Linked DNA regions of Homo sapiens: region 2 is linked to region 1. The links are chromatin loops, found by intact Hi-C in ENCODE. Cell type or tissue: heart left ventricle. All regions are shown on one strand. Links, peaks and the distances in the headings refer to the core of each region. The heading gives the core; the rest is flanking DNA.

The links. Hi-C counts contacts between places; a loop is a spot of excess contacts. Peaks named below come from ENCODE experiments on the same cell type or tissue, not always from the same donor. Only the 100,000 strongest peaks of a DNase experiment are listed, where the experiment ranks them.
Region 2: it touches region 1 in a loop (2.6-fold over the local background); 8 of 110 quality-filtered maps call a loop at or near these places.

What each region holds. Positions count from the first base shown.
Region 1 is chr5:68,290,184-68,306,671 of GRCh38, forward strand. It overlaps PIK3R1 (phosphoinositide-3-kinase regulatory subunit 1), which reads left to right. Exons shown (of 16, transcript NM_181523.3): 8 at 2,076-2,178; 9 at 2,918-3,016; 10 at 3,120-3,300; 11 at 3,526-3,651; 12 at 4,353-4,495; 13 at 4,965-5,141; 14 at 5,237-5,305; 15 at 5,988-6,158; 16 at 7,229-11,638. The coding sequence ends at 7,418. Among named protein-coding and RNA genes, the nearest start is that of PIK3R1, 83 kb to the left of the region's middle. In heart left ventricle, for the core only: no CTCF peak of the experiment used is centred there; no DNase peak of the experiment used is centred there; H3K4me3 peaks cover 2,489 bases; H3K27ac peaks cover 2,294 bases.
Region 2 is chr5:68,527,969-68,544,484 of GRCh38, forward strand. The region is part of intron 3 of LOC105379013 (a long non-coding RNA gene); the gene reads right to left. It overlaps LOC105379011 (a long non-coding RNA gene), which reads right to left. Exons shown (of 4, transcript XR_001742694.1): 2 at 3,792-3,949. Among named protein-coding and RNA genes, the nearest start is that of PIK3R1, 320 kb to the left of the region's middle. In heart left ventricle, for the core only: no CTCF peak of the experiment used is centred there; no DNase peak of the experiment used is centred there; H3K4me3 peaks cover 898 bases; H3K27ac peaks cover 791 bases.

The sequences.
Region 1 (16,488 bases), core at 1-8,000:
CCAGGAGTAGTCCGTACTGCTTCTCTTATACATGAGAGATATCTAAGGACTATAAAACATAACTTAAGTATACCCTTTTAATGCCTTTGTAAGATTTTTAAACCAAGGAATGACTGGGCTATCTATAAACCCAGATGCACTAAGTGGGGAGAAAAGCTCGGAGCTGCAGCATATCAGCTTTTGTCAACCTGCCAACAGCAGAGCGTACCATGCTGCAAGGAGTAATAAACAAGGAATTAGAAAACTCGCTGCTGGAGAACAGTCAAATTAAACACCTTTTTGAAAGGATGAGCATGTATATATTGCAGTTCTATTAAATGTAGCTTCTTAGTGAGGTTGGCATTATGTTAAGGCTGGTATGGAAGAGAACTGATGAAGCAGGAGTGGTCTGGTGACATTTTTCTGACTTGATTGGCTGGGGCGTGTGATGTAATAGGTTTCAGTGCAGCCCCTTATAGGTTTTAAAATGAATTCCAAGACACCATTACAAAGAAAGCCGGACTCTTTTCTTATAACTGAGCTCAGCCAAGGAAACTCTTGCACAAATGTACAATACTGTTTGGAATATGGAAGACCTGGATTTAGAATATGCCAAGACAGATATAAATTGTGGCACAGACTTGATGTTTTATATAGAAATGGACCCACCAGGTAATACTGCAGTATTATTGTAGAGAGTTAGTTAATTTCGTGGCTTTTTAATTTTTCGAAAGCTACTGTAAAAGATCCTTTTTGGATTTCTGTTTTTATTAATTTGTTTCATTGATAAAAATTAGTTTGCTCATGGCTTAAAAATTAAACAGATTGTTTGACTGTCTGTGGAAGCAAGCAGCTCAGGCTGTGTGTGGTAAATGCTTATTCTTACTTGAATGGATATGAATTGAACTCCAGTTTTTCACTGGTGTCTTTTGTTAATCGAGATCCTTCCCTGGGTGAGTTATGTTGTGGGATATTGTCCCTGTAATTAAAATGATGCATCTTTTGTGCTGCTTTTCTCTGTTGCCAGTGGATGAGAACAGTGTAGCACTTTGCAGTGATAACACTTGGTACTTTAGAAAGCATGTAAAATGTAGCAGTGATTACAACTCAGTTCTCTAAATGTTGAGACTTTGCTTGCTCTCTCATATTAAGATATTATAATGAAAAAAGAAGTTGACTTTCCATTATTGTTAGTCTTTGTAAAATATTCTTGGTAGATACCTGAAATCATTTTTTGTATAAGTTAAAATAGTAACAGTGCTTTAAAACTTATGACAGAATTTACCTAAAAATCCTAGATTTATTTTGTTTCCTAAGTAAGTTGTTTTATTCCAATGTTAGCTCTCCCCCTGCCCCCATTTAAGGTATTCAGGAATACTGCAGTCTTTTATTTGTCACCAATTGGTATATATGAATACTGATTTGACATTGAGGAAGGGGGATATCATTTTTAATCAGACCTAGTATATAGAGCACAATTTATCCAACAGAATATTAACATATTAAAGAGATTTAGGGCACAGATGAGAGTTTCTTAAAGTGGCTTTTGGCAGAACAGTGCCTGAAATACTAAGATTAGAGAAACCCAATTGCTCCTCTTAAAACATACTGCTGTAGATGAGCCTTTTTATTACTGCAACAGAGTTTGTGGAGGACAGAGACCAAATTTGTCTTTCGTAATTAAATAAGAGGAAATTAAAGCCAACTCATGTTATTCCTGCTACTCATATGTTCATAGTTTCTTACTTTAGATGGATTTGACCAGGCATGAAACTTTAATATAACTAGAATCTAGAAGTACAGAATGTCATGACTCTGGATTTACTTTGAAATTTATTCACATGGCCAGCCCAATTTATTTGTTAGTTTCTAAGGCTCTCTCTCTTTTCTCCTTTTCAGTTTCATTTCTTTTTGAGCCATGCTCTGAAAGATTTTTTTTAAGAAAATTATCTTCCATATTGCATGGAATTGTGAACTAATGCTATATATTTCAGTTACTCTAACTTTTTATTTTTTTAAAGTAAAAGTATTCATCTAAAGAAATTTAGTTCTAATGTAGTTGGGATTGCGAACAACTTTTTCTTTTTCATCTGCAGCACTGCCTCCTAAACCACCAAAACCTACTACTGTAGCCAACAACGGTATGAATAACAATATGTCCTTACAAGATGCTGAATGGTACTGGGGAGATATCTCGAGGTAAGGCTACAGAAACTTCATTTTCAGAGAGTTTTAGATTAAAAGAAAGAAAAGCACCAGCTTGCTAAGTTCCATTTTTAGGATATCATCCAACATAAGCATGAAGCATAGTTGGTTCTCTTCCAAAGACGACCAGAAAAAGTCACTGAGCACTGGAGAACTGTGGGTGCTGGATGCCACAGGAAATTAAATACCCGGGAAGTTTCATTATTGACAGAGATGTCAGTGAAGTGCCAGAGTGAAGTGGCACTGCCTAAGAACAGAGTGTGAAGGCACTCTATCTATTAAGCACAACTCTAAGAATTCTTGCCTTAAACACAATAAGAAAACAATGCCATTTTATGTTAGCTTTGGGAAGGGGGAGTAAGGTTGGAGAAACTCTTTTGAGATCATGAGTTTCTGTGCTCATTTGTCAGAGAGATTGTAATGTTTGGTTGAAAAAATAAAAACTTAGTACCACAGATACACCAATAGTGAAAGTGATATGCACCTGTTTGTGATGAGACTGCAATTGCTAACATTTCTATTTAAACAAATTATTAGCTCTTATTAGTGAGCTCTGAAAATGCAATTCATTAATTTAAATCTATGTGGGCAGGAGGAATATGGGCACTCACTGTACTTTCCACTTGATTTTGCTGTGAACCTAAAACTGCTCTAAAAAATAGCCTATTTTAAAAAATATAAATCTGTGGTCACTAAACCTTAAGATGAGCATTGTTTTGTGTTTTCATTTCAGGGAAGAAGTGAATGAAAAACTTCGAGATACAGCAGACGGGACCTTTTTGGTACGAGATGCGTCTACTAAAATGCATGGTGATTATACTCTTACACTAAGGTAAGCCAGGGAATATAGCTGAAATTAGGGTTTTGGGCTGATATTAAAACATATTTCCTTATTCCAAAATGTTAATACCTTTATTTTTATATTGTTTTTACAGGAAAGGGGGAAATAACAAATTAATCAAAATATTTCATCGAGATGGGAAATATGGCTTCTCTGACCCATTAACCTTCAGTTCTGTGGTTGAATTAATAAACCACTACCGGAATGAATCTCTAGCTCAGTATAATCCCAAATTGGATGTGAAATTACTTTATCCAGTATCCAAATACCAACAGGTAATAAAAACTGAATGAATTATCCAGTTACGATGTTTAGACAAGATCCTTTTAATACTTAGAAAACATTTGAAGCAGATGAATTACATGTAATCAAGTCTAAAAAACTTGACACTCGTAATTACATAATTGCAATTTTAAAGATGTTTCCATGTCAGCTATTTTGTTAAACAATTGTTATTTGATTAAATACCTTATCCATTGAATTTATTTTAATCTTTCTAGGATCAAGTTGTCAAAGAAGATAATATTGAAGCTGTAGGGAAAAAATTACATGAATATAACACTCAGTTTCAAGAAAAAAGTCGAGAATATGATAGATTATATGAAGAATATACCCGCACATCCCAGGTGAGTTTTCTATGAAAATCAGATTAAAAAATAAGAGTTCTAAACTTTTAAAGACTAACATGGAAAAAAGAATTTAAAAGGTTGAGTTTTTACGAATGAGGTGGGGGTGAGAGCATTTATTTGTGAATCATTGTTGATTATTCTAGTGTAATATCTCTAAAGCTTTAAACCAAAAATTTTAAGTATCAGAATAATAAATTAAGTTCACGTGATAACTGAAGCAGTCACTGAGTTTCAAGTTGATTTAATTCGTGATAGAAGGATCCTGTTTAGATTGGAAGTTAGTAATAACTGGAAGTTTCACAGACTTGTCTAATCCCTGAAATGGAGATTTAGGCATTAATATATATCCTACCATGAAAAGGAAGGGCTATATACTGCTGTGCTTTTCTAGACCCTTATTCTTCACTGGTCACTCATGTATCTGGGAATGCCAGAGGGAACAGAAAACAACAGGGATGCTATAAACTACAATAGCTTTTAAGAAGATAAAAACTATAGGAAATTGCTACGCAATCATTTTTCATAGATTGAGAAAATTCTCCAGAGGAAATACTTGTTTCTGGGATACTGTTTTAATGGATTTTATGAATTTGAGTCCCACTCTGCTAATAATACAGATCAAATGTCCTGGTAGTGTCTTGCAGTAAGAGATTGTTCTATGAAAGGTATGACATTATCTTTTTAAAATTATGTTGCAGGAAATCCAAATGAAAAGGACAGCTATTGAAGCATTTAATGAAACCATAAAAATATTTGAAGAACAGTGCCAGACCCAAGAGCGGTACAGCAAAGAATACATAGAAAAGTTTAAACGTGAAGGCAATGAGAAAGAAATACAAAGGTTGGTGTTTCCCTTGTTCTTGTGCTAGAGATAACCAAAATCCTCTAAAACCATTTAAAGATGATCTCGCTTTCTGTGCTTTGAATGATCACGTGGACACAGGAAGGGGAATATCACTCTGGGGACTGTGGTGGGGTGGGGGGAGGAGGGAGGGATAGCATTGGGAGATATACCTAATGCTAGATGACGAGTTAGTGGGTGCGGCGCACCAGCATGGCACATGTATACATATGTAACTAACCTGCACAATGTGCACATGTACCCTAAAACTTAAAGTATAATAAAAATAAAAAAATAAAATAAAATAAAATATGTTGAGCCACTCCAAAAAAAAAAAAAAATGACAGGAAGAGAAGCCACGCTTTACCTAAGGAAAACTGCTGGGAAACCATAGTGAAACTTTTCATAAACTTTGGGGACCGTTCCTGATGTACCCAGATAATAACAAATACGTTTCTTTTGCCTGCAGGATTATGCATAATTATGATAAGTTGAAGTCTCGAATCAGTGAAATTATTGACAGTAGAAGAAGATTGGAAGAAGACTTGAAGAAGCAGGCAGCTGAGTATCGAGAAATTGACAAACGTATGAACAGCATTAAACCAGACCTTATCCAGCTGAGAAAGACGAGAGACCAATACTTGATGTAAGTATTTGAAATGGAATCCTATACATGAATAATTGGTGATTGCTACAATTCAGGATGAGTTAATGCGTTCTCTTTTCAAAACTGTTTTTCAGGTGGTTGACTCAAAAAGGTGTTCGGCAAAAGAAGTTGAACGAGTGGTTGGGCAATGAAAACACTGAAGAGTAAGTAGTTACTAAAGATGGTGATAGCAGAAGATTTTTCTCATTTTAGGAAAATGCATGACTTGCTTTGTTTTTAGAACAAGTGAGGAATTTTACTGAGTTTGGAACATCTTGTAGGAGAAAATGTATAAACTCAGTGCCATTATCCAGAATTTTAAAAAAAGAAAGCTTAGCTAAGGAGGACTAGGATTTATTTTTACTCATAATGCTGTGAAACAACTCTCTGTGTCCATAATGATGTCCCTGAACATCTGAAAAATCCCAAAATATTTTTGGAACAGTCAGAGAAAAAATAATTATGCTTAATATATTTTAAAGCTTAAGTATATACTTTGTTTGAATTAGTCAAAAACTGGCAATCTGCCTAGTCAATTTCCTGATCTAAACTGGATAAACGAGATTGTTTTAATACCTTCCACTCTGCCCAGGTACCTGAGTGTGGTTGCTTGAAAACAGAAATAGTACAGTTGATTGGTAACTCTTTGTCCTGGGAGGTTGCACTGGAGGCTGAATACCAGGAGAGGAAAACTCAGGTCGGGCAGAGGCAGGCATGTGATGGCCAGTCTGACTGGCTTGGTAGGGGCCAGGAGGGAAGTGACGGGGGTATGCCTAGGGAAGACAGCAAGGCAGGCTGATGGCTCCTGCACTCTTCATTTAGAAACTTTCTGTCCTGCCTGCCTAGCCAATATTCACTGGTGGAAGATGATGAAGATTTGCCCCATCATGATGAGAAGACATGGAATGTTGGAAGCAGCAACCGAAACAAAGCTGAAAACCTGTTGCGAGGGAAGCGAGATGGCACTTTTCTTGTCCGGGAGAGCAGTAAACAGGGCTGCTATGCCTGCTCTGTAGTGTATGTATCTCCAGCAAACTTTTCTTTACAACATCTCATGAAGAGATGTTTCATTTATTCATTCATTGAGTTTTGGGGGCAAAGATTTGACATAGTTTTAGTCTTGAATAAGCTTACAGTACAATAATGTAGAAGAGAAACCAAAGCAGCTGTAATACCATTTTAAAGTCTAGCCAGAAGTGTATGTTAATACAGTCTAATAGATACCTACTGTTTAGTTGGAAGACTAGGTTTGGATTCCCATTCAGTGCTAATTAATCATGAGAAATCGCCAAGTCTTTTTTTCTCATCTTTAAAATGGAAGTGGCAGTGCCTGCCTTTTTTGCCTCTCAAGGCTACTATAGTTAGAATCTGAGGTAATTTATGTGAGAACATCACCCATAGGAAAAATACTCATCAGGAACAGGTGAAAAAAAAAAGGATTCTGATCATTATCCTTGAGATAGGTACACCCACATTGGATCACTGACATCACCATTTCCAAGAAATTAATGTCCTCTAGTAGGGAATGGTTCTAAAAGTATGTTACACTCCATGATCACCTTTCATTTAATGAGAGAAATAGTCCTACAGCAAAGAAGGGTACTTTTGTCCTTACTGTGCATAAGGGCACATGCAGAGATGGAGAGTTGTGCAGACACCTCAAGGACAGCCAGAAAGAAGGAATCCTATGAATAGTCATAATGGGAGTAATAGTAACACTGCTAGTCATGGAGCACTGCAGATAGTTGTCCTCATCATGATTGGAAGCTACCACTTGTTGCATGCTTACTGCATGTCAGGCATTCTATCTAGCATTTTGCATGCATGATCTCATTTCATTTCTCAAAGTAACTGTATTACATGTATTTTACTATTGTCTTCCCTTTAAACCATTTTAAAGATGAAAATACAGTCAGTCAGTGAAGCTGGGTTACCTACCCAAGGCACTCGGCCAGGTGTCAGTTGTAACCTAGGACCCTTTCCCCAAGTTGAGACTGCACAATAATGCTTTTTATTAAAGATGCCCTGAAGAGTTGTGAATTGTCTTGGACAAGCTCAAAAGACAGTTTTTCTTCTCTCCTCTCTAGGGTGGACGGCGAAGTAAAGCATTGTGTCATAAACAAAACAGCAACTGGCTATGGCTTTGCCGAGCCCTATAACTTGTACAGCTCTCTGAAAGAACTGGTGCTACATTACCAACACACCTCCCTTGTGCAGCACAACGACTCCCTCAATGTCACACTAGCCTACCCAGTATATGCACAGCAGAGGCGATGAAGCGCTTACTCTTTGATCCTTCTCCTGAAGTTCAGCCACCCTGAGGCCTCTGGAAAGCAAAGGGCTCCTCTCCAGTCTGATCTGTGAATTGAGCTGCAGAAACGAAGCCATCTTTCTTTGGATGGGACTAGAGCTTTCTTTCACAAAAAAGAAGTAGGGGAAGACATGCAGCCTAAGGCTGTATGATGACCACACGTTCCTAAGCTGGAGTGCTTATCCCTTCTTTTTCTTTTTTTCTTTGGTTTAATTTAAAGCCACAACCACATACAACACAAAGAGAAAAAGAAATGCAAAAATCTCTGCGTGCAGGGACAAAGAGGCCTTTAACCATGGTGCTTGTTAATGCTTTCTGAAGCTTTACCAGCTGAAAGTTGGGACTCTGGAGAGCGGAGGAGAGAGAGGCAGAAGAACCCTGGCCTGAGAAGGTTTGGTCCAGCCTGGTTTAGCCTGGATGTTGCTGTGCACGGTGGACCCAGACACATCGCACTGTGGATTATTTCATTTTGTAACAAATGAACGATATGTAGCAGAAAGGCACGTCCACTCACAAGGGACGCTTTGGGAGAATGTCAGTTCATGTATGTTCAGAAGAAATTCTGTCATAGAAAGTGCCAGAAAGTGTTTAACTTGTCAAAAAACAAAAACCCAGCAACAGAAAAATGGAGTTTGGAAAACAGGACTTAAAATGACATTCAGTATATAAAATATGTACATAATATTGGATGACTAACTATCAAATAGATGGATTTGTATCAATACCAAATAGCTTCTGTTTTGTTTTGCTGAAGGCTAAATTCACAGCGCTATGCAATTCTTAATTTTCATTAAGTTGTTATTTCAGTTTTAAATGTACCTTCAGAATAAGCTTCCCCACCCCAGTTTTTGTTGCTTGAAAATATTGTTGTCCCGGATTTTTGTTAATATTCATTTTTGTTATCCTTTTTTAAAAGTAAATGTACAGGATGCCAGTAAAAAAAAAAAATGGCTTCAGAATTAAAACTATGAAATATTTTACAGTTTTTCTTGTACAGAGTACTTGGCTGTTAGCCCAAGGTTAAAAAGTTCATAACAGATTTTTTTTGGACTGTTTTGTTGGGCAGTGCCTGATAAGCTTCAAAGCTGCTTTATTCAATAAAAAAAAGAAATGAAAAAGATATATGAATATGACAAAGTATTGCTGAGTCCAACAATGTTGTTTTAAGACTCTTAAAATACGGTACCTGGCAATGTTTATTTCATAAAGAATTGTGAACTTCTTGAATCTAGGGAGGGGGAATGTAGTGAAGGGATGTATCAAGTGGGGTGGTGGGAGGGGGAGGCAAGGTTATATGCACTTTCTCATGATTTACAGAGAAGTGAATAACTGCAAAGTGAAGTTGCTTCTTCTACTTCAGTCTTCTCTCACTTTGATTTGCTAGTTGTTATCAATTAATGACAATTACAAACCTACTGTATCTCTAATACAGTGTGACTGGTCAGGTATTTCAGTTCTTAGGAAGGAAGTGCCAAGTTTGTTTTTGGGTTCCTGGAACAGCGCTCACCTTTGTTTAGAACACTGGTTTAAAGGGATAATCATCTCTGTCACATTAGACTATCCATCATGACCAGCAAATACTCATTTTAGGAAAAAAAAAAGCATGATCTGAAAAATACTTTTGGTGGTATGTTGGTTACCCTCCTAGCTTTCCATTTGGTTTAGAACATAAAGCAAATAGACACAGTCATACTGTCACTGCTCTGGACTGTGTGGAGCTCGCTAAAGTCATGGTCATTGCAGGAATCCAAGTGGCAGTCCTTCTCATTCATTCTAATCATTGTATGTGCTTCACTACGGGGGGGAGAAGGAAACGTTAGCATCATGTTTCCCATTTAGGGCAGGAGTGAGAGGTCTCTCTTCCTGATTTAGATATGCAAAAGCTGGTATGTTCAGTAGGAACTGTACATGTGTTGGGAGGCATAAAGACTAATTAGCAACCATAATATGGTCACTACCCTAATAGACTAAATGAAATCTTGCAATTTCAAATTACTCTTTCTCCATATTAGATTTACCCACAGCTATATTTCTGTTTAAGTACTAGGGTGAGGGTTTTCTGTTACTTTGTTTTTTAATGTTGTTCCTTTTGAAAGAATCAGTCTTGCAGCTGAGTGAAAAATCTGTGGAATGTATTATTTGTCCTCTTTACATGAAACTACTCATACTTAAGCAAAAGTCAGTCTTATAGCAAGACTGTTAGCCCTCAAACTTGACTCTACTGATCTGACCATTTCCCTCTCATCGCCAGACAACTGACGATTTCCCTGGTTTTAGTCTGCGTCTCTGCTTTAAAGTTATTGTGATATCCTTCTAGATCATACACAAGTCTAACAGTTAATTAGTTAACAGTTTTTAAACTAGGTTTGTGGGTATTTTTTTGGTAGCACATGTATGCTATTACATACAAATTTTTATTTCTAAAATATAAGATCTGAGATTGAATATTTTCATTAAAAGCTACAGTTTTGTGAATCTTTGTGCTTCAACATTCTTTGCAAGATGATACGGTATTTAGGCATTTGCCTTATTTTTGCATCTCACAAACATAAGTGCAATAGATCTTTTCATTGAACAGCAAAGTAGGATTCATCATTCCATATGACTTGAGTTACACCAGACCTGTTCTGCCCAATGCCTTTTTGATTACAGTGTAGCTTGCCCACCGCATTTGTCGTTTTAGATACTTTGCTAGCCGGCCACTTTGGATTTCATCAGACAGTCCTAACAATATTGTCTGAACGGCTGAATATGAATAGATACAGCAGAGGCACTCCTGATATATGATTTTTATCCATGCGTCAGTTTTTCCCACCCAGTGTAGCATCCTAAAGATAAAGCCAGAAGCTAAGCTGCAGTGAGGCTGTGATTGGGCGTAGAAGTGGGAGCATTGGGACCTCACATTACACACACGAGAGATCATAACCATGTGAAAAGGCAAAAAGCATGTGTTTGCAACATCTGATAACTTCATGGCCTTTGATAAATGTATATATGTATATGTGCATGGACTGTGTTTCCAGTACACCTTTCAGCCAAAACAGATCCACAGTAGTTGTTGAGTTCAAGTACATAAAGTACATAACAAGCGAACGTCTAGTACAATTCTTACTTATGTGTATGGGATTTTTCCCTTTGAGGTTGCTTTGTTTTGTCTTACAAAGGTGAAAATTGTTTGTAAGTGAAGTGAGAAGTTCATATTTCTTTGGCTTTTTTGTGTTTTTAAAAGTTACTCCTTTTAGGGAGCTGGTCTGATGACTTGCTTAGCTTGGAAATCCTTGTTTTCAGTGTGTCGAGTCAAAATGTGTTTATGTGAGCTGTCACTGTGGGGAACCAATTGCTTTGTCATATAGCTGGTTATGAACTAGTAACATGTTTGGGAAGTCCTACTGATGTTCCTTTGGAAGAAAAAATCTGCTGGTTTTAACAACTGTGCTTTTGCTATGTATGGTATCCAAGTTAGTTGAAACGCAGACACTGAGATCTGTTTGAGTTTAGGGTCATTTTTAGAAAGGGGCAGTTTAAAGCACAATGTCTCACATGGGACAAAGTTCCAAAATGCCAAATTCTTATTTTTTAAAAAGCTAGTTCTATAAAATACTGGTATTATGGGTGGGGAGGAAATAGAATTGAGTCAATTGGAAAGACTATCCAACTTAACATGAAACTTGTCACCATGAGATAGCATTAGCTGCCCAGGATGCTGCTATATATATATATATATATATATATGTGTGTGTGTGTGTGTGTGTGTGTGTATATATATATATATATATATATATATATATATATATATATGTGTGTGTATATATATATATATGTGTATATATATATGTATATACATATATGTATATATATGCACATATATATATGTATTTAAAAAAATCAAAACAAAAAAAAACTCATTTATACCTGTGTATTTTTTAAAGCTACAATCTGTTCAATGTTTTTAAAAATCTGTTTATATGACATTGTTAAAATAAAGTTGGTCTTTTGACGAGAGGGAGGATGTCACGGTCAGTTGTAACTTTGCCTTCACAAGGCAACTGGGGTGGGGGGTGGGGGTAGTGTGCCTCCTTGACATTTCGTTCAAGTTATAGATTCAATGGAGCTATGTCTTGTTTTAAGTTGCTTTAATGCATTGTATTAGATCTTCAAACAGAATAAAGGTTGTTTTGAAACTGAAGTTTTGGGTTGAAATTTCACTTATCACCTAAGAAATCTTTCTAAAACAGCTACCTTTTGGCTTATAAATGTTGCTGCTATTTCTGTTGTCTCCCACCCACTCCCTTTTGATTGTTATCACAGTATCTCATTTTTGTAAAGTTGAGAAGGACATTGAGTGGTCACATGTAAGTAATACATATGAGCTGTCTTTCATAATTTCACTGTTTTTTGAGACGGAGTCGGAGTCTCACTCTGTTGCCCAGGCTGGAGTGCAGTGGCGCTATCTCGGCTCACTGCAAGCTCCACCTCCTGGGTTTACGCCATTCTCCTGCCTCAGCCTCCCGAGCAGCTGGGTCTACAGGCGCCCGCCACCATGTCCGGCTAATTTTTTGTATTTTTAGTAGAGACGGGGTTTCACCGTGTTAGCCAGGATGGTCTCGATCTCCTGACCTCGTGATCCACTCGCCTCGGCCTCTCAAAGTGCTGGGATTACAGGCGTGAGCCACCGCGCCCGGCCAATTTCACCATCTTAAATGAGGAAATACACCTAGGTAATGTCCCTTCAAGGCACGTTCTCGCTATAGGAAAACTAGAATGCCCATCATCCTTCAATTCTCGCCTCCTCCGCATTCATACCCAAACCTTGAGAATCATCCTCTAAGAACGAAGTGTCCAGTTTTGTCTCTGTTGTGCAGTCTGCATATTTTGAACACTCACAGTGCAGGGATGACATGGGACTGTAGACAGGGAGCTAAGTTACACCTCAAATGCAGATTTTACATTGTATCACCTAGTCAAGATACACAAGTCTTACTGTAGGATAACTTTCCCATTTGTTTTGATTGCTAAGTGGACTTAAGGCAATACCACTTTGCATGTATATGGTGTTTACATGTAGACACAGTGAGGGTCTAGACCTGAAAGACATAGTCTAGTAGTAGAGGGGAGAGGGACGTACAAATAATTACTCTCAGGGCAACAATGACTAATATTTTTTGAGTATGGCAGTAGCTCCCAGACTGATGTTCTGCTTTCCCCCTGCTCTGTTTGGTATCACAGAGAACTATATTCGCTGGAGCGCTTGTCCTGGGGCTTCTAGGTGTCTCTTCCCTGGCTCTAGCTCCTGCCAGATAGACCCTCATTTTCAGGTCTGAGCAAACCCCCTCTGCTCTAGCTCTCAGGAGAAGGCTCTGGAAACATTACCTACTCCCATTTTTTACTCCAGCCCAAGAAGTGGTTGCAGCTTTATGCTGTTGCTAAACGTCTGGTTTCCCTCACCACCCCCATTTGGTTTCTGAACCCTTCCCTCACTCAAGTAATTATCATTCAATTATTCCAGTAAGAGCTAGGGTAATTCCCCCCCCACATACACACACTGGTCTCTGACATATCAAGTGATTATTATCTGTTAAACTCTTTGTTTTACTCTTTCCACAATTACCTGGGTAAGATGATTATATTCCCATTCTTTAGATGAGAAAACAAGCATAGATGTGAGATGACTTGCTCAAGATCATGCAGCATCTGAGAACAGAGTTGAACGCATAGGCTTCTCAAGCCAGAGCTCTTTGCCCCTATGCTGTAATGTAATAGACTTTCAATGGAAAATGCACAAGAGAATGCAAAAAAAAAAAAAAAAAAAGGCTCACTGGTAACTTTTTGCTGGGGAGGTAACCATGTGGCTTTCAATTAGTAGACAGTGCACAGGTGGTCAATGATGAATCACAGGAAATAGCCTGGGCTTGCTTTAAACCAGTGGTTCCCAAAGTGTGGTTCCCAGACTAACAGCATTCACATCAGCATCACTTGGAAACCTGTTAGAAGTACAAATTCACAGGCCCTACCCCTGACCTACTAACTCTGACACTGGAGCCCAGCAATCTGTTTCAACAAGCTGAGTGATTTTAATGTATACTAAAGTTTGAAGATCACGACTTTAGATCACCTGCTTACTGAAATAGTACTTCTAGCATTTTAACTAAAAACCATTACCATTAATGAGTGATATGTTACTTTCTAATTTATTTTCATAATGTAGGCCATAGGAAAAAGAAAACAGATTGATTTGCAGTTTAGGAGGCCCAGTCTGCTCTTTTTATCTGTCTTTAACCAGCTGTGGGAAGTGGGCCAATTCAAGGCACCTTCCAGGCCTCCAACTCCTTATCTGTGAGATAAAGGTATGGGCCTCTGGGACTCCTTCTAGAGCATATGCTGTGATTAAGTGAGCTGAATGAAGATTCCCAGTCCCCCAATTCTCCATTTACAACTTGACCACCAATTTTAACCCACAACTAATGGTCCTTTATGTTGCCAGTGACTATGGCCAAGTGAAAGCATGCCTCGAATTGGGGTATACTTTTCTTGCTGACATCTTAAAAGTGACACTTGAGGCGAATCTAAACTGGCAGCCAAGTTCTTGACAGTGTGGAGAGAGTGTATTTGGAAATGACACTCTGCCCATCTACCTAAAGCGTGAAGTGCTAAGAGAATTTGGCCTACCAAACCCTCTGGGGCATGGTGGGAGGCAGGAAAGTAGAGTCTGTTAAGACCTGATACAATGTCAGTCAATTTCAAAAACCCTTTTTTTTCCCCCGAACTTGTCCCTTAAAAGGTCTATTTAAAAATAAAAATCAGTTGCAATATCTTAAAGAGACAGAATTGATTATTCACTCTCCAAACTTCAGATTATCTTCTCAAAAGATAGCACTTTGTAACCTCCAGTTTGGTATTGCTGTCATAAATCAACTCAACAGAAAACCGCTGAGATGCTTTGGGGGAGGGAGGGTGTGGAGGATAAATGAGTAATCACCAACATGCTAATCTGCATTTTGCTTTCCAGAAGGAAAAGAGAAATTCCCTTCTCTCTGTAGCACTCAATCATAAGAGTCTGAAGCATCACCTCAGGCTTAACTTGTTAAATAAAATATTCTAAATCTATACCTGTCTTGACAGGTGTAAAGGTTTGGCCTATAATATGAGAACAGGACAGTCAACCTCTAACTACCACCACTAATCACATTAGGAAGAAAGTTACAAGGGAGGTCTATTCATCACCAAGACTGCTCATTAGAATTATAGTTTTGACTGTGAAATATACCATACGTTGTAAGACTAACTCGCTGGAACCAATTTATTTATGGAGCTCTCATTTCAGAACTCAGTGATTTATAGTCCAAACCCTCACAAATCAAAAAATATAGATAACTTCATCACAATGGAGATGATGTGCTAGTCACTTTATGTCATATTTACTGTCCTCTAACAGAGGCCCAGTGCCATGTTTAAAACTATTTAAAATAGTTTTGTTGACAGTGGTGATGATCTGTTTCTTTGGACCTGCGAGGATAAGACATCCAACGAGATGTCTAACGTACTGATTCATTCAAAGCTTTATTGAGCACCTACTATTTGCTGGACACTATTTCCCTCTGAAGGTCCAGTGATAAGACAGGTGAAATCAAAGATTACAGTCTGCTGGTGAAAGCAAACTCAAACAACTGCCCTCTATCATGAGATACAGAGAGGAATGAACACTAAGTCTCAAGCAGGCCTGCATGAGCAGCTAGGCCAAGCTTCAGAGAAGAGTTGACATTTCAAATGTTTCCTACTCTAGTAAAACAGGCCCATGTACTCCTGGTGGTTGCTCCTCCCACCAGCCTTCATGGAAGCTGGTTCTATTGAGGCTAGACCATTGTACTTCTTTAATATAATCACTTTTCAGGTGACATGTTTGGTTTTTCAATACTGTCAAAGGCATTATCTCCATTATAAGTTCTCTAGAGTTCAATGTTCCCATCTGCAGTTCCCATGCTGCAGGTGGTTCAGACAGCTGACATCACACACCTCAGCTTCAGGCAAGCCACTTTTCTCCCTGTCCAGGGACAGATGCCAGGGCCTCACTTGGCTCTTTGCCTTGGCACATTAGACGTGATCTGCATGCAACTGTACCTTTTCCTTTTATTTTAGATGAGAAATTCTCAACCCTAGCTGAACATTAGGATCACCTGGGTATCCATTTAATAGAAAACCTGACTTATTGGAGTCTCTAGGGGTGAGCATTAAATAAGATGTACAGAATGCACCTGCAACATGGCTGGCACTTAATAAATGGAAGGCAATAAATATAGTTGTTAGTCAGTCTTGCCTATCAAGATTAGATTCCCCAAAACTATCGCTTTCGATTTCCTGTCGTTTTTAGGATAGGGCTGGCTGGACACATGGTAAATCACCCAAAATCTGTAACTTTTAAGATATTTTATATAAGATATTTATATTTATTCATATCTGTACCTACTTTCAGGAAGTATTTACCTTTTATTGGCTCTTAGGCACACAGCATTGATTTACTCATCCAATGGACTAAAAATCACCAATTTATGTGTGGCTGGCTCTTCTATTATTCTGAAATATTGTATAACATTAAATACATTGAATGTATTTATAACATTAAATACATTCAATGTATTTATAACATTAAATACATTGTATACATTAATATACACTGTATAACATTAAATATAAGTATGACAAAAAAGCCATGAAATAGACACAAAACAAGTAGTGAAGGAAGAAAGGAAGGGAGATGTTATTGAAAATAAAAACCAATTGTCTCTAAGTTTCAATAATTGAAAGAAAACAAAGCTTCCTATTAGCCAGGCAAAAAAAAAAAAGGGGTGCACAATGCTTTCATAGTTCCAGTGCTCTGGGAGAAGGAACTTGTCAGTTCAGTGTGAACTAAACGATCCTCTGGCCCTGACACTTGAGAGGAATCTGTCAAAGGGATCTCTGTAAGTGGTAGTGCCTCTTACACAATGTTCGATTAGAAATGGTTCTTCAGATATATTCTCCATATGGTGCTTTCTTATTTAG
Region 2 (16,516 bases), core at 3,368-11,367, 240 kb after region 1:
AAATTTAACTTGTTCATTGCTGGTATATAGAAGTGATTGACCACCCTGCAACCTTGCTCTAATTGCTTATTAGTTCTAGGAGGGTTTTTTGTTTGTTTTGTTTGTTTGTTTTGTTTTTGTCAATTCTTTCTGATTTTCTACATCATGTCCTCTGCGAACTGAGAGTTTTATATCTTCCTTCCTAATCTGCGTATCTTTTATTTCCTTTTCTTGTCTTATTGCATTAGCTGGAACTTCCAACATGAACTACTGAGAGAGGACATCCTTATCTGTGCCTAATCTTAGTGGGAGATATTATGCTATATACTTGTATATCTCAGAGCATCCTTACAAAAACCCTGTGAGATAAGAACTATTATAATTCTCATTTTTCATGTGAGGATACTGAAACCCGAGAAGTCATGCCCAAGGTTACATGGCTTGCAGTGGTAGAGGTAAAATTTGAACTCACATATTCTGCCCCCAGAGCCTGGTTTCCTATTCACAGGTTCCAAGGATTAGGACCTAATGTCTTTGGGGGCTATTATTCATCCTATTACAAAGACACAAGTCAGCAAGGGGCCCATGGGGAAACAGTCTCCTGACCAGGTCCCTAGAAACTTATACTATCATCCTAGGGAGACAATGCTGCTAAATAATGGCTCAAATTAGAGTGTTATATGTAAAACTGCTATTTAAATGCAATTTATTAAGGTTGTTAATATATCTAAGGAAATATAGATTTACTCATCATTCAGCGACTTTGCATCATATAATCATGATTTGTTTTTTGCCTTGAGCAAATAATTTGCCCCAAGCATAATTTCAATTTAATTAATGCCATAAAAATGAATGTGAGCATATTTATGGGGAATTAAGTTACAAAATGCTAAATTTAGTATACATTTTCTGAGGCGTGGTTCATTTGTGACTTCCATTCCTATCGTCTTATGTTTGCACAGCTGGTAACTGTAAATTCAACATGAAAACTGTATTTGAAAATCAGCAGACATTTCACTGAGGTTGGGGGTGAATTTGTCACTGCTGAATTCTGTGATGATCTACATTCTTAGTTTGTTGACTTTGAGGGGGTGATAATGGCTATATTACTCACATAGGTGTCTAGTATTGACCCAGCTTGTCATAGTATGAGATACTTGAACCATGTCTAGAAATTTTTTTCTGTTCTAACCACAGAGAGGAACACTGAACTATACCACTTGCTTAAGGAATGGGTATAACCTGGCACTGCGGAGGGGGCCCTCTGAAAGTTTATAGTTCAGCTACAGCTCTGGTTAACCTCAAGCTCAGAGGTCTAGGGAATGTGGAGGCAAAGGATATTACAGAAATCATCAGACAGACCCTCTTTCTGACTATGTTAGTGTTAATGAAGGTTCCAGTTCCCTTCCCTCTCACCCCTTAGCAGCAGTTAGTGCTTGGCACACTTTTTTCTAATGGCCCAGACAAGGGATTTCAGCTGTAAGAGTGGTCATGTGCAAAGACAGAAAAGCCTTACAATGAAAAAGCCTGACTGAGTACCTCCTTCTTGGTTTCTGAAAGGCTCAGAATGGCTTGCAACAGAAAATGGATCTTCAGCAGCTGCCCACAAACAAGGTCACCGACAACAGCAACCAGCTCTCTTCATCAGCCCCTGCCAACCCCACAAAAAGTACATATTCTCCTTCAGAAGGATCCATGAGGCCGCCATTCAATGGCTGACAGAAATGGAAAATCGATTCCAGATTCATCTCTGCTGGGAATTAAGTATATTCCTTGGAAATAATGAGTTATGAGGTCATTGAGGGCTTGTTCTTTTCCTGCTTGCAGAGACATTTTAATTTTAGAAGGAAGAGTGACTAATGAACAGGACATTCTAATTCTGGTGATGTGCTTTTTCCCATTTTAATGTCAGCTGAACCACAAAAATGTTGATATTTCTCTCTTCATTACTCCTCATGGTTCAGGAAGAACATTGTCGCCAAAGGGAAAAAAAACTGGGTAACTCCTGATCCCTCCACCCAGTTTCAAAAGACAAAATAAGGTGCAGCTCTGGTGTCAGCCAGCCTGTTTTCACTGCTCTTAGTGGGGTCATTCTATACACCAGCAGTGTCCCCACAAAACGACATTTTCCACACTTTGTCGATAGTAGTGAGATACAAGGAAGACAATGTCATTCAGAACCCAGGACGTTCAACAAGGTGGACAGAAGTTTGAAATGCAAAAATAAGAAATTCCCTTAGCAAGTCTCTCACCAAGCAGACTCACAGCTCATTCCCTCCCCCAAGTTTATAAGTACCATCTATTGAGTGCCAGCTGTAATTCTGATGTTGTTAAAATCCTGTTTACAGGCATTTTCTCATTTAATACTTGTAACAGCCCTGTGATGTCACACAATTAGTAAATTGCAGAGCTGACATTAGAAATCAGGTAACATAGTCTGTTTTCTTAAACCTTGTGCTCAAATTCAGTGGCTCTCAAACTGAAGCCTGCATCAGAATCACCTAGGGGGCTTGTCAAAACAAGGATTGCTGGGTCCCACCCCAGAATTTCTGATTCTGTAGATCAGGGGCTCAAACTCTGAGAACCATTGCTCTCATGCCTCAGTATGATCACCCACAATCACACTCTTAAAAGGCTACTTATTCAGGGAAGAACTTCAAATACAGAACACTATTCTGACTCCTCCCTTCCCTACTTCCTAAAAGAGAATCTGAGAACACTGACTGATGTGCCCAAGGCCAGGTAGGAAAACAGAAAAAATGGAGAGTTAGAGGTCTGTATTTCTCGTGTAACAATGTCCCAGTTTAGATAAAACTTCTTTACGGTGGCTCAGGACATCCAGGACACACATCCTTAATTGAGGCTCTCTACTTTAAAGTGAATGCCTCCTTCATGTGGGCAGGACTTGATCTTACTGTGGTGGTTCTCTCCACCATCACAGTCCTAGGGCAGGTTCTCAGAATTTAGAATACTTTGCATTTCTGTGTCTCTTGAGAAACGCTGGCCCCACCGTTTCAACCCTACAGTGAACTTAGCCACCAAAACAGCTACGACCTCACTACCTGAGTTTGAGTTTTTCTTTCTCTGTGAGGGTGTGTCTCTCTCTGTCTTTCTCTGTCTCTCCCTGTCTTATGTTATTGCTCACAATTTTCTTATGGATTAGCTAACCATTGGTTGATTCAATAGTAAAGCTGATGCAGTGCAATGAAATGAAATATAGTCATGTGTCACTTAATGATAGGGATACATTCGGAGAAATGCCTCATTGGGTGATTTTGTCATCATGTGAACATCACAGAGTGAATCTACATAAACCTAACCTACTACACACCCAGGCTATATGGTATAGCCTGTTGCTACTGGGCTACATACCTGTATAACATGTTACTGTACAGAATACTATAGGCAATTGTAACACAATGGTAAGTATTTGTGGGTCTGACATGGTTTGGCTCTGTGTCCCCACCCTAATCTCATCTTGAATTGGACTTCCATAATTCCCACATGTTGTGGGAGGGACACATGGGAGGTAATTTGAATCATAGGGGCAGTTTTCCCCATACTGTTCTCGTGATAGTGAATAAGTCTCAAGAGATTTGATGGGTTTATCAGGGGTTTCCGCCTTTGCACCCTTCTCATTTTTCTCTTGCTGCTGCCATGTAAGAAATGGCTTTTGCCTCCCGCCATGATTCTGAGGCCTCCCCAGAGATGTGGAATGATAAATCCAATTAAAACCTCTTTTTCTTCCCAGTCTTGGTTTTATCTTTATCAGCATCACGAAAATGGACTAATACAGTTCTAAATAAACATACCTAAATATAGAAAAGGTGATTGGTTGTGCTATGATGTTACAATGGCTATGATGTCGTTCAGTAGTAGGAATTTTTCAGCTCCATTATCACCTTACAGGACCACCTCATATATGCAGTCTGTCATTGACTGAATGTCATTATGCGGCACATGACTGTACCTGAAATAGACACAACCGGCACTTTGATTACACTGGGCAAGGAGCTAACATGACTCCTCTTCCCCACTCTTCTTCCCTTAATAATAGCCATGTCTTGGACCTTAAACAGCCACTCCTCTCTTCTTTCGCATTCACTTGGGACTGCGAGGACTTTCAGAATGGGGTACAACTACACCCAGTGCTGGAGCAGACTTCTGTGGTTTGCCTGAGCCTCTATAACACAAGGGTTCTCATGCCTCCAACGCCCTCATGGAGCTATTGTGAGGAGCTGTGCTCCTCAAAGAGGAAGTTTGAAGTGACCAAAGCCTACTTTACTGGTAGACCAAGAATTTTTTTGTTTCAATACTGAAAAGTCAGAACATAACAAAAATGGGAAATGAGGCTTCAGGTTCTACCTGTCTATATTGAAAGACTCATAGAAAGTTATTTCTTATTAAGAAATTATAAAACGAACAGGATTGGCCTAAAACAGTAAAGGGAGCCTAACCTTTGTGGTTGAATATTCCTATAATATACCAGGCACTGAGTTAGGGGCTTCAGCTATGCTATTCAATCTAATCATCATCATATCTCCGTGAACTTGGCTTTGCAATTTCAATTTCCATTTCATAGTTGAGGAGGCTGGGGCTAAGAGGTTATGTAATTTGCTTCAGATCTAATTGAGTCAAGGCTGGAACCCAGAATTTTGTTTCTTTTATGGTATATGGCCTTTTTGGAAAGGCACATGGTAAATAAAGATGGCAAAGTGGAGGAGAAAGATAAGCAACTTAGAAAGGAAAATCAAGAAAGGGTGTATGATGGAAAAATAACAAAGGCATTTACATGGATTATAGAACCAGGGCCTTTAAACCCATTAAAAAATAAAACATAAAACATAAAAAAATAAAAAACATAAAAAATAAAACATAAAAAACCCATTAGCCACAAGGAAAAATGTTTAAATGAAGACAGATTTGAGAAAGAATGAGAAACGCATAAAAGGTTTTAGGGTAGATCAGAGCACAACCTAAAGCAGGGTAGGAAAGGAGAATGGGCAACAAACACCTGTCCATGAACACACTATAACAGAGATACTCAGGGACACCTGATCAAGATGATAGAGTATAGGGATGTGGACAAATATAACTCAAATGCAGTATTTCTTTAGTCTTGTTAAAAATGAATGGGAAAAGGAAGTGCAAATAAGCATGAGATTATATAAATGGTAAAAACCTTAGAAATGTGTAAAAGAATTAGAAAAATAAATTGCCAAAAGCAGAGAGAAAGCGGGGAGGGAGGGAGAAGGAGTCGGGGAAAGAGGAAGTAGGGAAGGGGGAAGAGGAGGAGGAGGTGAAAAGAGAGTGAGGAGGGGAGGGGGAAGAGAAGAGGGAAGAGAACAGCAAAACACTGGGGGAGGAACAAAAATGTTTTAAATGTTTCCAAGGAACAAGCATGCAACTATTCTGATATCTGCAGAAATGCTGATTTTATGCTAATAAAGGAAAATACAAATACAACATACCTTTAAAAATTTCAAAATAAAACCACAGAGATGTGTTAAAGTGACAATATCAGGAAGGGGTTCTTCAGAGAAAGGATCTGTATGAATTGAAAAGCTGGGCTCAACTCTCCTTCAAGATACCTGCAATAATGCTGGCAAATTCATCTGCCTTTCCTTCTTCTCTGGCTCATTACTGAGGTGCCGCAAAATGCTGTCACATGCCCAGGCAATAAAGGGTTGGTTGGGAGGCACACCTGCTACCCTTTCTTTTATCGCTGGGAGCAAACAATGCCAGTTAGGATTTATAGCATGTCTGAAAATGCCCCAAACATAGTCACTCTCTTGGAGAACTGTGAGGAGATTCCAGACCTAGATACGGATCCCTCACAGACCCTGTTCCATGCAGCTGTTTTTATGGACTATAGGATAATAATTGAGGTTAATTGCCACTGAAAGACACACACCATATGATCTTTTTACATCCGGTTAGTGAGATGGTTCCAGCCTAGAGAGATGTTCCCAGGGGCACCACAATGATTCGCTCCCACCATTTCCCTGTACCTTACATTTATGGGTTATGCACAAGCTAATGGGGCTAATTGTTACTGCTCCAGAGGAAGTCCCTTTTGCATTTCCCCCACCTCCTGCCTAAATGTCATGTCCATTGTCTTTTTGTGCTTTGGCTTGTACACATTTTGCAGTCCACATATTTTTTTAACTGCTGTTTAAAAAAAAAAAAAAGTTACCACAAGTGGAGTTTGGCAGCCTTGACTGTTGCTCTCTGCTCAAGCGGGATTTTGTTTTTCGAGTCATAGAATAAAATGATTTAAGAAAAAGAATCCTCAGTGTTCAGGCTTTGCCTTCTAGCTTCAAAGCCTTTTACAAGCTGCAATTCATTAAACACAATAATCATTAGAGGCCAGTGGACCGACCTCTGCAGGGAGAGAGGCCAAGCCCCCCCACCCCACCCTCTTTCTCTTTGTGTTCCCAGCCACAGAAAGCAGGAGAGGGGGCGGAATAATGTTGTTCCCACCAGGCGGGCCACCCATGGCCTCCAGCCCAGGCTGCGTTTCTCTCTCCTCCTTGCCAGGGCTCCACGCTCCATTTAGCCATCGGGTACAGGCTCTTCTCTCCTCTGGGCTGCGTTTGTCTGCCTTTCACAAATAGACAGGCTGCCCACATTTTTATTTGCTTTAGATAAATGCAGAGAATTTCCTAACCACAGGGCCAGCCAAGCCTGATATATGCCCCATGGGACAGATTCCTCTCTGCCCAGCTTCTCCAGGCTGAGCCAGGAGGTATCGCACCACTTTGTCACCAAGAGATAAAGCCAGGGCACCCCCACAGCATGCAGAGCCCAGGGAGGGGGTGCACATGGCTGTGGGTCCGTGGTATTGGGGTCACTGGAATGAGAGGTATGTGGGCCACTGAGCTCCCCTGGGTCATTCCACCATTTAGAGTCCCTGTTTCTTTTGCTTTCTGTTCTTCCACACGGACCATACCCAGACCTTTTCTTAGAGACAGGGAGAAAATAATAAAGCACTCCCAAGGCCCAACCATGGCCCATGACGTTTCATATGGCAATGCCGAATTAATTTTTAGAGTTCTTCTTTCTTTCCCTTTCCCTTTGCTCTCCTCTTGTCTGCCTACTAGTTTAAGAAAACAACAAGCATAACATCCCCTTAAAACACTAACGAGTAACTATACTGTAAGGCAGCAGATTTGGCATTTAATAGCTAATCATTTCCTAATGGTACCGACAGCTTTCGGGAGTTTCATCCACAGAACAACCTTAAAAGCAGAAACTTGTGCCAGGATCTTCATGGGCTGGAGTTCCTGTGGGTGAAAGATGTGGAACCACCCCCTACCCCACCACGCCTTCCCCAGCCCCAGGCTTTTTTTCTCTACTGTCTCTACCTCTCACTCCAACCCTCTGCCTTTTCTTGAAGTCTTCCCCCGAGGCGCCTGTTTCCTCTCCCAGCTACTCCTTGATGGCTTTTCTACCAGCTCCAGATCAAATGGATCTCTCTTTCCTTCAGGTTCTTAAAACATCCATACTCAGTGGTGTCAAAATTATAATTTGAAACTTAGAAGGAACCTGAGATGCCAGCCTCTTCATTTATGGAACAGGAAATCCAGTTATTATGAGCTTAAGAGACTTTCTCAGTGTCACACAGCTAGTTTGCGGAAGGGACAAGACAAGAATCTAAGTCTCCTGGCAATGACTTGTCTGCTTACCTCCCTACACAAATGATTGCTAGAGCCAGGGATGTCTGTAGATCACCAAAGGCCATCACTCATGGCACATTTTGTCTCACCCCTGAAAAAAAAAAATGAGGCAAAGTGGTCACTGCTTTCAGCAGAATTCATTCTATTCCATTGTGAACCAGATTTCAGCCTCCAACTGCAACCTGGGGACTATCAATACTTCCTTGCTCTGCGTGTCTCCAGGAAGTTCTGTTACAAGCCCTTGCTGCTCCCTCTCCCCACTTCTCCCAATTTTGCACTACTTCACTGCTCAGGTTGCTAGCTGAGCCCCTCTGGACACAGAGCACTCAAATATGTTAACTAACACATTCAAAAGCCAAACACCACCACTTATAGTGATGCTAATTGGCACCAATGGCAGTAAAGACCAATTATATGGCAAGATTTGGGGTAAAGAGGAGGTCCAGATGACTCAGAATATATTCATATTAATTTAATATTTTTAAAATAATTTCAAACATATAGGAAAGCTTCAAAAGTACCAAGAACTCTTTTTTCCCTAAGCCTTTTGGAAGTAAGTTGCTGACGTGATGTACCACCATCCCCAGATACTTTAGTTTGTAATTTCTTCAAAAAAAGGATATATTCCCTACATAACCACAGTACCAACATGAACACTGAGACATGCACGTTGATACATTACTACCATCTAATCCACAGACCCCATTCAAGTTTCACCAATTGTCCCAGTAGTGTTCTTAATTGTAAAAGGATCCAATTCAGGATGGTGTGTTAGATGAATTGTCATGTCTTTTAATCCCTATCAATCTGGCACAATTTGTCAGTCTTTCCTTGACCTTAGTGACTTTAAGGGTTGGGATCTTAAGATTACAAGCCAGTTATTTTGCAGAATATCCTTCAACTTAAGGTTCATCTGGAATTTCCTCATGATTATATGAGATTATATATTTTGGCAGAAACAACACAGAATTGATGCTCTGATTGCATCTTATCAGGTGGTACATAATTTGTCCCATTACTGGTGATATTTTTCTTAGATACAGTAACATGTGAGTTACAGAATAACACAGCATCAAAATACATAAAGCAAAAGCCTAGAACATACGAAATGATGTACAGAACAATAGTTGGGAAAAACTCTAATAAATTTTTGACAGATCAGGGGCAAAAAAGCAAATAAGGAGAAAGAGAATTTGATAAATATAATTGATATGGCTCATTTTATATCATTTGACTTCTGGACCCCATTGACAGATCATTGACATGCTTTACATCACAGAGAAAACAGCAGTAAGTTTTCCAAGCAAGATATCTTATATTTTATTTGAAATAAAAGTATGAAAATTTCAAACTACTACTTGATTATCCAAAGGTGCTTTTAAAGATACCTCTTGGGACAAAGAAAAAGTCAAAACTATAATTAAAGAATACTTAGGAAACAATAATAATTAGGATATTATATTTTAAAATCTATAGTATGGAAGCAATGTTGTAATCAGAAGCAAATTTATAATATTAAATGTATTTTTAAATAAAGGGGGAAGGGAACGTATACTAAGAATTCTCTGAACACATTATAAACAAAGCCAAAATACCAAAATAAAGAGAAAAAGGATTCAGTAAAAAAGAAGCAAACACTAACAAACTGACATTGAGAAGAAAAAAGGATACATAAATATAAGGGTAGAATAAATTTATGATCATTAAAGTCGTGTAGTATTGCTTCAGAATTCTACAGATAGATCAATGAAATTATATAAAGCATCCAGAAATAGTGTTCATGCATAAGTACTTAATATATCAACAAGGTAGCATTTTATATTGATGAAGGATGACTCTATTATTCAATAAATGATACTGGAAAATAGATTAACCTCTGCGGGAAGATGAAGGAAGTTAAATTTCCTACTTTAGACCATGTGTCCCCAAAGTATAAATGGATTAAAGAGTTTCTAGTAAAATTAAAATATTACTTCTAAATTTTAGGCAAAAAATGACCATTATATCCCATGATGGAAGCAATCTTCCTAAATAGCATCAAGCATCGACACTCTAAAGTAAAAAGATCAATACATTTGACTATATGACTTCAAATAATTATAAAACAAAATTAAAAGGAAAAGACAAATTAGAAATATATTTGCATTATATAAAACAAAAAGAAGAGATTCCAATATATAAATAGATCTTCTAGAGCAATTAAAATTAGAAAGACCCCACTTATTGGCAATATACCAAATCACATTAATAAGGAAAAAGATTGAAATTAAAATAAAGAGATAGAACTTTGTGTTTCTTACCTTGACAAAGATTCACAAAGATATAGTCTACCCAGTGTTAGGCTTCAAGGACAAAGATACATTTCATATACTGCTGGTGGAAATATAAATTAGAACAGTCTTCTTGGAAGAAAATATGACAGTATGTATAAAAATTTAATGTGCATATTCCTCTCTAGAAATGTATTTTAAGGATTATAATTATGAAGGTGAGCAAAGACTTATGTGCAAAATGTATAATTAGGAAAAATTAGAGACAACATAAATGTCCAACAATAGGGGTTTGATTGAGTAAATTGTGGTACAGGAAAAAGACGGAATAATGTTCAGCAATTAAAATCATGTTATAGAAAAATATATAATGCTGAGTGGAAAAGGCAGGATGTAATAAAATATGATTCCTCCTTTAGTTAAAAAAGTGTGTATATACACATATATGATTTCTATATGTATAAGGAAAAAAAGAGCTCAGAAAATGCATACCAAATGTTAACAGATTAACAGCAGTTACCCCTGTTTGGGTAATTTTTGTCTTTTCATTGGTGATTTTTGTGTTTTCTATGTTTGCTACAGTAAACATGGAAGTTTTATAATCAGGGGGAAAATACTCTATTTTCAAAAGTTATTTGAGTCTTTTCATGACAGTTGCTAAATACTTTTTTCTTGTTAGTTTCCAGAAATTGCTGCTAATGAGCTTGGCTCACAAGCCAAAGCCAGGTCTACTCAGGCTTCCTTGGCCTTACCCCATCCCTGCCCATCCACCCCACCATGCCTTGTGTCACCACAGGGCTCCTCTGTATATTTTTTCCACAACCAACTCTTCCCTTAAGCCCTTTCTTGGATCCCTGGAGTAAGGAAAGGTCTGGGAAGCCCCACCAGAACTTGGGGTCTGACAGCAGCTCCACTCCTCCTCCCTAAATCCTGCAAGCAGCCTACCCTCCAGCACAGCTCTCGTCCTGCACAGCTCTCATCCCGTACAGCTTTCCTGAGTCCCAACCAGCCCCAGGACAATAAGCACTTCACAGTTTCCATGGAACAGAAGCCAAGCTGGGAGCACAGCATGGTCCGAACAAAGTATCTGAGCCACAGAGCAGAAGGCAGCCGGTGGCTGGTTGTTGTCGCTGTGTGTCCAGGGCTCACAAGAGCCCTAAGGCATGGCAATGACTAACCAAAGAATCTGAGGCCACCTTGGGATAATTTTTTTCACAATCAGACAAGAGTCTCAATGCAATAACCTCAATTAATCATGCAGAACAAGGCTAAAGAGGCATCAGGATTGTTCCCTCATGCATGTGGCCTGGGCCAGCCTGGCTTCTCTGGGCTTCTGCAAGGAGAGAGGGAGAGGCTATGGAGTGTAGGTGGAGGGGGTTTCGGGCCACAAAGCTGTGTGATTTTGAAAGCCCTTGTTAGCCTCTAAATCCTTTTCCAACAAGCTTCTGTCAACTAATATCACCTCTGTAGTGTTTTAGAGACTTGCCCATTAGAATCCTTAACACAGTCAGTCTTTAGCAGCCTGTGTGAGTGGATTGCTGCCTTCTCCTTGGAGAGCCCATTAGAACAGGTGGATGGGTTTGTTTTGAGGAAGAGGTAGGCAATGAGGAAGGTGTTTTCTGAGTGTACAGATCTAGGAGGAGACACTGAGTGAAAAAGCAGCCACTGCAGGGCTCTAGGGGCAGCAAGGAAGAGAGGAAAACAAAAAGAGGGGGTGTCTAAAGCAGGTGAATGGGTGCGGAGACACAGTTTCCCCCATCTTTCGTCCTGTGCCAGTCCTGGGCTTGGGGTTTCTACCTGTCTTCCAGCACCTGTCTTGGTGGTATGGTATAAGGGGTGGAAGGGGCTTCTTGTTTGATTGGCATGTGAGTCAGATTCAGGACAGTAGTACTCAGCTGAGATCCACCAAATTCCTGTTCTGTACTCAGGGTGATAGTTGGTATAACTTGGTTATGTGGAAGGAAATTTAATATAAAATCCACATGGGTTACCATTCTGAAAGGTCAATTCATTTTCACATGTTGAGATCTGAAGCTTTTGCATAAGTGCTGTGCATTCCACCCTGTTCGTGTCTCCTTTGCCATTCATCAGAACTTACCTGTCCCATGTCCTAGTTCTACTGAAAGTGCCCTTCTTCAGGGAGTGGCTGGTATGATAGAGAAGCCAAAATTTTTGGACATCACCCGGTACCAATGTGTTGTCACATGCTCATTGTAATATGTTTCTGAATCTAGAGGTCATATTATTTTACTTAACCTAGTAGAATGAGAAAGGGACTTGGATTATAGTGTTTGGCAATGTGGAATTCATTTTACCCACAAATAAGGAAGGCTCCCAAAGTAATTATAGCTCATTTTTATCCTTCAAGAAGTCCCAGGGATCCCAGGCTACTCCAGGCAAAGTACATTAGGAGTTATGGCCACATCTTCTCAGCAGGACTCCAGAAAAAGTGCTTTTATACGATATAGTCAGCTTATATTTCTTCCATGAGCTTCTCCTCTTATTTGTCTCTGAGAAGTTAAAAATACAGTACTCCCTTTGAGGAAGCAATCTCAATACTCATGTTCTACAACACATAATTTGGTAAAGGGGACCCTTCAGGAAACATCTCAAGGGACTTCAGTAATGTCCAGATGTCTTCCTTCTCCTTTGCATGTTGTGCTAAATCATGTCGGAAATTAGGCTTGCTACATTGTTGTCATTTTAAACAGCAATTGTGTTGTTGATACTATATCCATTTTAGAAAGAATCATAGAGGCTGGTTCTGTCTGTATCTAGAGCAAAATGACAGATCCCTGACATATTATAAATTAGAGAAAGAATGGAAAGAGTGAGAAGACAGGAGAGCTAGAAGCCAGTCTCCTGTATCAAAGTAGCTTTGTTTTTGCCTTTTTTACCCCTAGAAAAACAAGGAGAGGTTTTTTCTTTATAAATCACAATCTTTTAGAGACTTTTTCATTTAAAAAATTAGAGGTTCTTACTAAATGAGTTCCAAGTTGACATTCTTTGATGAGTTTGGGCAGGTAAGGAAGATAGATGTTTTCCCTAACTGACCACCTGGCTCAGTTCTCCCACGCTCTCTTCCCCTCCCCCGAGCGCTCCCTTGTTTAATACAAGTCTCCCATTTTCTTTGGGCTTTCACTTGATACAGCAGGGCTTCTCTGCATGACAGCCATCGTAGCCCCACAAACAGGGTTCTCCTTTCATGCAAATAATTTCTTAGATTACCGCATTTTTTCTATTTCCTTTTGTGGGGAGGAATTGTTTTTAAAAAAAATACAGTTCAATGTCTTGAGCCCATTTGCACTGATTCTCTTTAGATAACCAGAATATCACAATAATCAAAATCGGCAGTAACCATAGGCATAAGGATAGACATAAAGATAGAATCGAATTAAGATAAATAAACTGTTATATTTATGGTCAGCTGATTTTTGGCAATGATGTCAAGGAAATCTAACAGCAGAAACATCGGTATTTTTAACAAATAATACTGAGAAAATTGCATCTCCACACGCAAAAAGGTGAACTCAGACCTCACATCATACACAAAAATTGCCTTAAAATGGATGAGAGACCTAAATGTAAAAGCTAAAATATAAAACTTTTAGGAGAAAATCTTCAAAACCTTAGGTTAAGCAAAGATTTCCTAGATACAATACCAAAAGTATGACTCATAATAGAAAAGAACTTTTATTTTGGACTTCATCAAATTCAACACTTTTGTGCTTCAAAACACATCATTAAGAAAATAAAAAGACACACCACAGGCTGGGAGAAAATATTTGCAAATTCTATACCTGATAAAGGACCTGTATCCTGAATATACAAAAATATCTTACAATTCAATAAGATGACAACACGATTAAAAAAGGATTAAAGATAGGAATAAACATTAAAAAAAATCAATGACTAGCTAATAACTGCAGAAAAAAGATGGTCCACATTATTAGTTATTAGGGAAATGCAAATCAAAAGCATAAGGAGATTTATATCATACATACTAGAATCGCCATAATAAAAAAGACATAATAGTCAACATTCCAGGACATGGAGAGTTAGGAACATTTTCAGTGCTGGTGGGAATGTAAAATAGTATAGATGCTTTGGAAAAAAGTTTGATAGTTTCTTAAATATTAAACATAAATTTACCATATGACCAAGCAATTTCAGTCCTATGTATCTAACCAAGAGAAATGACAACATATGTCCACACAAAGATTTGCACACAAATGTTCATAGCAGCATGATTCATAATAACCTAAAAGTGAACATAATCCAAGTGTCCATAAACTGGTGAATAAATAAAATGTGGTATATACATACAGTAGAATACTCTCAGCAATAAAAAAGAATGAATTCTTGATACATGCTACAACATTAATGAACCTCAAAAACATTATTTTAAGTGAAAGAAGCAAGACACAAAAGACTACACACTGAATTATTCCATTTATATGAAACGTCCAGAAAAGGCAAACCTACAGAAACAGAAAGTGGATTAGTCATTGCCTGGGGCTAGGGATAGGAACAGGGATTAACTAAATGAATAGAAGGGATCTTATTGGGGTGATGAAATATTTTAAAACTGGGTTATTGTGATGTTGCACCACTCAGTCAATCTACAAAAAAAATCATTGAATTGTACACTTAAAGTAGGTGAATTTCATTGTATGTAAATTACACCTCAATAAATTTGTTAAAAGTTAGTAGCTATCAAAAGAAACTCAATGATAGATCTCAATTTCAATTTAAAATGTATTTAATTCTTCATCAACCTATTCCCCTAAGAGAAAAAGAGGAGAATAGTTCTCTAACTGTAAACAATATAATAGAGAATGTCTTTTCTGGAAGCATAAAATAGCCTATTAGTTATACCTAACCATACCCAAAAGGAAAGCTAGATTTCTTTTACACATTTTCTTTGTAGAAGGTATTCCATCCGAATAAAACTTGATCCCATCTCACAAAGAATTGGTCCTGAATCAGATATTTTAAAGTCAGATGTTAGGACAGTTAGCCATCATATTTTCCCAAATAGAAGAAAATCTTTTCCAAATGGAAGAAAAAGAAGAAAAGAAACAAAAAAAAAAAGAGGTGGGTGTGGGGGGAGAAAGGGAGAGAGGAAGAAAGAAAAGCAAAAAAGCTAGAAGAAGAAACAAAGCATCTGAGATTTGGAGAACCTCAAGCCAATCTTCAAGGTTGGAAACATTTCACAAAATTGATGAACCAAATTCCCATAGCACCCAACTCGTAGAGACAATTTTCAGGGAGAAAGACCCACTGCTATCTCCTCATTAGCATACCTGTTGCTTTACATTCTATGCTTGAATAAATATACAACATGCAAGTTGTATAGGAAAGCACTAGCCAGCTGCCCCTAAGTTTGATTAACTTTAGGAGCCACTGAAATAAAATAACCAAGTGCCTCACCCTCTGATAGCCAGGGCAATCTGCAAACCACTACCCACTTATGGAAGTCCTGATCCTGAGCAGAGTACAGCTTGTCCTGTGCCTTCAGTGTCTGAACCTCGTGCAGATTATGCTTCAGAGGGTGGTGTGATTTAACATTTCCTCTTTCATTTTTTTCTTTCGGCTGAGTGGTTGCTGATTACTAGACAGTCAAAATTCTTCTAAAGAAGAAATGTGAACTGTGAGTTTTCAGAACCTGTGTCTGCAAAACCAAACCTATGGCTGCTTCTGTCCAGGGTTAGCCCAGAAATATGGGATGATAAAGCATGTCTGTGTTTAACTTACGGTCAACTCCTGTGGCAGGATCCTCATCAATGCTACTTTCTTTTCTTTTTTTTTTTTTTTTTGAGACAGAGTTTCACTCTTGTTGCCCAGGCTGGAGTGCAATGGCACAATCTCGGCTCACCACAACCTCCGCCTCCTGGGTTCAAGCGATTCTCCTGCCTCAGCCCCCAGAGTAGCTGGAATTACAGGCATGAGCCACCATGCCAGGTGAATTTGGTATTTTTAGTAGAGACGGGGTTTCTCCATATGTTGGTCAGGCTGGTCTCGAACTCCTGACCTCAGGTGATCTTTCCGCCTCAGCCTCCCAAAGTGCTGGGATTACAGGCGTGAGCCACCATGCCCAGCCATCAGTGCTACTTTCTTTTGCATTCAGTTAGAAGAATTCAAGTCAGGCAGGACTTGCAGAAAAATGATATTGGGGAGATGACATGGGTCTAGTTGTCTTAAGAACCGAGATCTTTTGTCTGGTAGGGCTGGAGAAAAGGTGTGAGAAATGAACCTCCTGCTGACACAAAGGAAAGGGTTCTGGTAACTGTTCATTTTACCCACAAAAGCTCTGAATGTCTGTGAGACAAAAGGCAGCTTGTTCCTTTCCAGACTCAGTGATACTATGGAATGGAGGCCGGGGTGGTTCCAACAGGTATTTTGCCAGTGCAAATGCATGAGCTTGGAGAAGGGCTTGCCAAAACCTGTTAAGGTTTATAGAAGTCAAGCGGCCATGGAACGCCAGCTCTGATCATATTTCTTGAGTTCGGCTTAAGTTTTGTGCTTGCAGTTGACTAGCTTTTTTGTATTTTGATTTTCATTAACACAGAAGGCTTGCTGTTGGCA